Linked DNA regions of Homo sapiens: region 2 is linked to region 1. Evidence: read pairs that join two places in POLR2A ChIA-PET (ENCODE). Cell type or tissue: Panc1. All regions are shown on one strand. Links, peaks and the distances in the headings refer to the core of each region. The heading gives the core; the rest is flanking DNA.

Region 1 (2,915 bases), core at 285-2,784:
AATGCTTCTGCCTCAGCTTCCCAAGTAGCTGAGATTACAGGCGCACACCACCACGCCCAACTGATTTTTGTATTTTTAGTAGAGACGGGGTTTCCCCATGTTGGTCAGGCTGGTCTCGAACTCCTGACCTCGTGATTTGCCTGCCTGGGCCTCCCAAAGTGCTAGGATTACAGGCATGAGCCACCATGCCCGGCCTAAACTTTGTTTTTAAAATGAACTTTTTTTCCCCCCAATTGCTGCCAATAGTGGATAACATGTATCACTCACTGCCAAAAATAGAAAGTGACCATGAAAAATAAATTCGCTGGGGAAGGGGGCTCCATGCTGGTGTGGCCAAGGCTGAGAGCTCTCTCTTCTCTGTTACAAAACGAGATAAGCAAGTGTTAGAATTGCCTTAAGGCCACACTGGCATCTCCCTGACCTTCTCCAGGGACAGAAGCAGGAGTAAGTTTCTCATCCCATGGGCGACCAGGGCCATCTCCTCCCACCAGTGGCCCCCACTCACAGGGAGCTGGCAATGCCCTACCTGCCTGTTCTCCAGATGGAGAAACAGGCTCTGAGATTTCACAGGTCTTGCCCAAAGTCATTGATTTTGATGATTAAAAAGAATAAACACAGTGTTTCCTGAGTAGCAGTGATTGTTATGCCTTGCTATTTTAATAAAGATTCTATTTTCGTATAACATTGTCAAGTGGAAACATGCTGAAATCTATTAAACCATCTTTGTTTGTGGAACTGCCTCTGAGTGTGATTCTGATGGAGGGCATTGGCCGTGCCTGGAATGGTGAGGTCAGCTCTTGGGACAGGAGAGCACAGAGCATCTACTCTGTCCCTTGCTGTGGGCCCAGGCCTCTCACAGACAGAACTGAGTCACACCTTTACCCACCCTCCAAGGCATAGATGAGTATCCCCGTTTTTACAGAGAAAGAAACTGAGGGTCAGAGAGGTGAAGTGGTTTGCCCGAGAACGTGTGGCTAAGAGGTAATAGACCTGGAATTCAAATGCAGGACCCTCTGCTGCCTGAGACAGTGTTCAGGATCTTTCTTTCAGTGATCCTCCGGCTGGCAGCAGAGGGACTGGGTACCCATTAGAGCAGGGGTCCACAACCCCTGGGCCACGGATCAGTATAGGTCCTTGGCCTATTAAGAAATGGGCTGCACAACAGGAGGTGAATGGCGAGTGAGTGAGCAAAGCTTCATCTACATTTACAGCCACTCCCCATCACTCACATTACTGCCTGAGCTCCACCTCCTGTCAGATCAGTGGCACCATTAGATTCTCATAGGAGGGCGAACCCTATTGTGAACTGCACAGGCGAGGAATCTAGGTTTCGCACTCCTTATGAGAATCTAATGCCTGGTCATCTATCACTGTCTCCCATCACCCCCAGATGGGACCATCTAGCTGAAGGAAAACAAGCTCAGGGCTCCCACTGATTCTACATTATGGTGAGTTGTATAATTATCTCACTATTTCAAACAATGTAATAATAATATAAATAAAGTGCACAATAAACGTAATGCACTTGAACCATCCTGAAACCATACCTCCCACCCCCACCCCTGGGTCGCTGGAAGAATTGTCTTCTATGAAATCAGTCCCTGGTGCCAAAAAGGTTGGGGACTGCCGCATTAGAGGACTTTGGGGTAGACCCTGGTAACAAGCAGACAACACAAAAGCTCTCTTTAAAATTCACCGGATGCTGTCCATCCTTCACCAGAATGCATGCATTCATGTTAAAATAAAAAAGAAGGGGTGAAATGGATTAAATAAGCCTTGGGAGAAATAAAAAGAGAAATTTGGTTTTTTCTCTCAAATCTTTGTATAGAAATAATATCCCAGGGCAGATGTGCCTCACGTCAGTTTCCTCATCTGTGAGGAGGTCATGGAGGCACATCAGGTGGGATGGGATTTGGCAGTGAGTGACAGACTTCTCAAAGTAACATAGCAACATGTTATATATTAACATGCTTTCATTCAATACCACAGGTTTTTTTTTTTTTTTTTTTTTGAGATGGAGTCTTGCTCTGTCTCCCAGGCTGGAGTGCAGTGGTGAGATCTCAGCTCACTGCAACCTCCGCCTCCCGGATTCAAGGGATTCTCCTACCTCAGCCTCCTGAGTAGCTGGGATTATGGGCATGTGCCACTACACCCAGCTAATTTTTGTATTTTTAGTAGAGACGGGGTTTCACCATGTTGGCCAGGCTGGTCTTGAATTCCTGACCTCAGGTGATCTGCCCACCTCGGCCTCCCAAAGTGCTGGGATTACAGGCATGAGCCACCATGCATGGCCACATTTTTTTTTTCTCTTTCAAGCAGATACGGGAGGCCAGAGGTGGTGTGACATCTCCACAATCATGAGGTTCCCTCCTTTCTGGACCCTCTAGCATCTGTAACCAGTGGTTTCCACCTCAGGGGCCGTTATGGCTGCTTAAGCTCCAGCCATTTTGTCCACATTCCACCCAGCAGGAAAGAGGGTGAAGCAAAGAAGAGAAAAACCCCTGCATTCATCCCATTGGTCAGAACTCAATCACATGACCACAGCTTGCTGGACAGACAGGAGGCTGGGAAATGTAGTCTTTCTCTTCAGGACATCAGTATGTGCCCTCAGAGGGGTACCATACCCCAGTTTGAGAAGTGCTGCGTTATGCTCTCTTGTTTACCAGTCATGGTCTGAACCACATGGCAGGGCCAGAGGGACAGGGCTTGGCTTCCCTGAGCCGCTGACCTAGCCTTTGTTATAACCCAGGTCCTAGTGATCTGCAGCTCCAAGACTTTGGCCTTTCATACCCTTGTACCATTAAAGTCAACAGAAAGACCCAGTGTTTTATTTTGCCAGGTAAGGACATTAAGAAATACATTTACTCCTACTGTCAGCTTATGAAAGGATATTTTAATACCCCTAAAGCAGAAAG
Region 2 (2,915 bases), core at 227-2,726, 130 kb after region 1:
ACATGTTTCAATATAGCCATATATATTGAGAAGGAACTTACCACCCCTTCTTCCAATCGAGGCATTTCATTTGTTGGTTGAAGCAGATGAGAACTGTACAGATTGAAAATGATTTGTTTTTTTTTTTTTTTAAAAAAAACGAAAACCAATTGGTGCAACTCTCCTTGTAACCAAAGGCCCTTTCTGCCTTCTGTGGTCATGTAGGACCTGGCCCTTCCTTCCTTGTGTATTTTGTCCAACCGTAAAGTAGCATTTTATTGAGTCACTTTTGAAGGACGAATTCAGAAGTATCATTAAGAACCTACCTTTTCAGGCTTCATAGCCAGAGTCCTATAGAGTTCTTATAGAAACAGAATAATTGAAATTCAGCATATACTATGCTTAGAAAGTATTTTGTTTGGGTTTGATTGGGTTTTTTTTTCTTTTACTTGTGTGTGTATGTACTGGGGGAGTATAGCTTTTATTCTGTGCTCAATTCGAAAGAGAGTATTATAAGTTTTCCCAGCCCATCCACCCGCTAAAAAAGAACATATCCAAATTTTAATATGTATACACCCAACCTGTACCTATGTACGTGAATATACATGCACTGGGAAATCTACTTAAGAGTCTTCACTGAGAAGTTCACTCGATAGAAAGGTCTTGATAGAGAAGAGAAGAGGAAAGCAATGGTCTGAAGGCAAATCCTGCTTTAACTTGGTGGTCCATTTCCCATTCATTCCTGAACCAATGAGAGCAGAAAGAAACAAGTCAACCCAAACAAGCAAACTAGGGGCTGGACGCGGCGAATGGATGCTGGTCAGTTTGGCAAATTCACTGAAACTCATCAAGAACCCAGCTGAACTTGCATTCCAACTTCCACAATTATCTGAAAGGGCTAGGGACCAGGTAGCCATGTGTCCCAATCACACGGGGGAGAGTCTGCCACCGGCGGTGAGAGAGGTGGGGAAGCTTTGGAGGAGACAGTATATTCACCTTTTTATCTTTGGGTAAAAGAAACCAACAGGACTTTGGTGCAGTAGATTTCTCAGTGCCTTCTTTAGGAATTCTATCTTAAGCACACTTCAAGGGGAAAGAAAAAAGGAGGAGAGAACATTTGTTCCCGTGAAGTCCCTTTCTCCAAAGGACTGGGGATCAAGAAGGAAGAAGAGTAAGAAGGAAAAACAACAAAATCCTGAGGAGGCCATTTCTTTTAACCCACCCAGCTTGCCCCTGAAAACTGCTGGTGATACAAACTTTTTCAAACTGACTTCCAGCTTCTCCATGTGTCTTGGTAACTGTAGCCTCGTCTCTGCCCTTTCTCCTAATAAGATCCATGTTTCTAAGGAGAAAAACAAAACAGTATTCTCTTCTGTAAAACTGTAATGTATTGTTGATATTTGTAACTATTGTATATTTCTGTCTTGCTCCAGTCCCAGCTGGAGTGTCTAGTTCCATGGACAAGGGGATATTTAAAATTCACCACGGACAAGAGCCACTAAAGCCAGGTCTCTATCGCTAATCTCTCTCCTATTCTTATTTCTCTACCAACTAATCTCAAGTAACAATACCCCAGGCTTTTTTTCAGCCTCAATTCAAGTAACTTTGAATCAAAAGAGAGCAAGGCAAAAAGCCTCCGGACATGCTTCTTTGGGAAAGGACTTTTTCTGTAGCTGCAGAGTGGGCAGGAGGGAGAAGGGGCTCCCCTGAGACCCCGGCAGGACAATGGAAAGCTTCCAGCCCCGAGCTGATGTTTCCTCACCTATCACTGCTTATAGGACAGCATCCAAATGCTTTCATGTCACTCAGCCCAGGCAACCCAAACCAGTCCTGGCTACACCCAGAAATAAGAGTTACCTCTGCATTTTCTGTTGCCATTTTTCTGGCTCTAGAAGTATCTGATGCGCGACTATGTCATAGAATGTCCACGCATCTCAGAGTAGTCTATTTTTCTGTTCAGATAAAATATATATATATATGTATTTTTAGCAAATTTATAATAGGGCAATTGAGTCTAATTTCTTCTTTTGTAATACAGAACAATATCTTAGGAGTTTCATTGTTGGTCATTATCGTAGCTGATGTTTTCTGGTCTTTTGCAGTTCCTACCATTGTCCCTTGGGCTGTTTGGGTTTTCTTCCTTTTGATTCTGATTTCTTGAGGGTGGGGAAAGACTTTGGGGTTTGACTTCCTTGTGTAGGCATTTCTTGACACTAGGCCTGGACTCTGTCAATGCTGTGACTTTCCTCATTCATTTCTGTGTGTTTCTCCCATTCGTTGTTCTTAAGAATCCAGGGCATGAATGCAGGAATGAGACCCAGGGAAGCAGAGCTACAGATGGCCCTCAAAATCAGGATGGGATGTGGGCTGGTTTCACTTATATCCCACACCCCTTTAGGGATCTGAAGGGACTGAGTTTTCTCATCCCCAGAGATCTTGGAACCAAAAATCTCATGCAAGCAAACTCATCACTGGCATTTCTGAGATCCAGAACACATGTGAGTCCCTCCTGGCTGGGCTGCTCCCACATGTCCAGCACCCTGTCGGCCTGTAACATCAATCAGAGCTGAAGGTCAGAGGTTTTTCAGGTTCTCGTGAACCTCACAAGAACATGCTGGGCCTCCGATCTCACCAACTTGTTTATCAGTTCCTTGTTTCGATCTGTTTATTTATTTATTTTTTTGTTATTATTATTTTGAGACAAAGTCTTGCTCTGTTGCCCAGGCTGCAGTGCAATGGCGCAATCTCGGCTCACTGCAACCTCCTCCACCCAGGTTCAAGTGATTCTCATGTCTCAGCCTCCTGAGTAACTGGGATTACAAGAGCGCACCATCACGCCCAGCTAATTTTTGTATTTTTAGTAGAGGCAGAGTTTCTCCATGTTGGCCAGGCTGGTCTTGAACTCCTGACCTCAGGTGATCTGCCTGCCTCGGCCT

Evidence for each region. ChIA-PET counts read pairs that join two places held together with the same protein. Peaks named below come from ENCODE experiments on the same cell type or tissue, not always from the same donor. Only the 100,000 strongest peaks of a DNase experiment are listed, where the experiment ranks them.
Region 2: POLR2A ChIA-PET joins it to region 1 with 12 read pairs; 3 of 35 experiments call an interaction of 5 or more read pairs at or near these places.

What each region holds. Positions count from the first base shown.
Region 1 is chr20:49,501,694-49,504,608 of GRCh38, reverse strand. It overlaps PTGIS (prostaglandin I2 synthase), which reads left to right. Exons shown (of 10, transcript NM_000961.4): 10 at 1-735. Among named protein-coding and RNA genes, the nearest start is that of KCNB1, 20 kb to the right of the region's middle. In Panc1, for the core only: no CTCF peak of the experiment used is centred there; no DNase peak of the experiment used is centred there.
Region 2 is chr20:49,367,532-49,370,446 of GRCh38, reverse strand. It overlaps KCNB1 (potassium voltage-gated channel subfamily B member 1), which reads left to right. Exons shown (of 2, transcript NM_004975.4): 2 at 1-2,915. The region is part of intron 2 of LOC105372649 (a long non-coding RNA gene); the gene reads right to left. Among named protein-coding and RNA genes, the nearest start is that of SNORD12, 88 kb to the right of the region's middle. RefSeq lists an enhancer at 1,273-1,826. In Panc1, for the core only: no CTCF peak of the experiment used is centred there; no DNase peak of the experiment used is centred there; H3K27ac peaks cover 1,723 bases.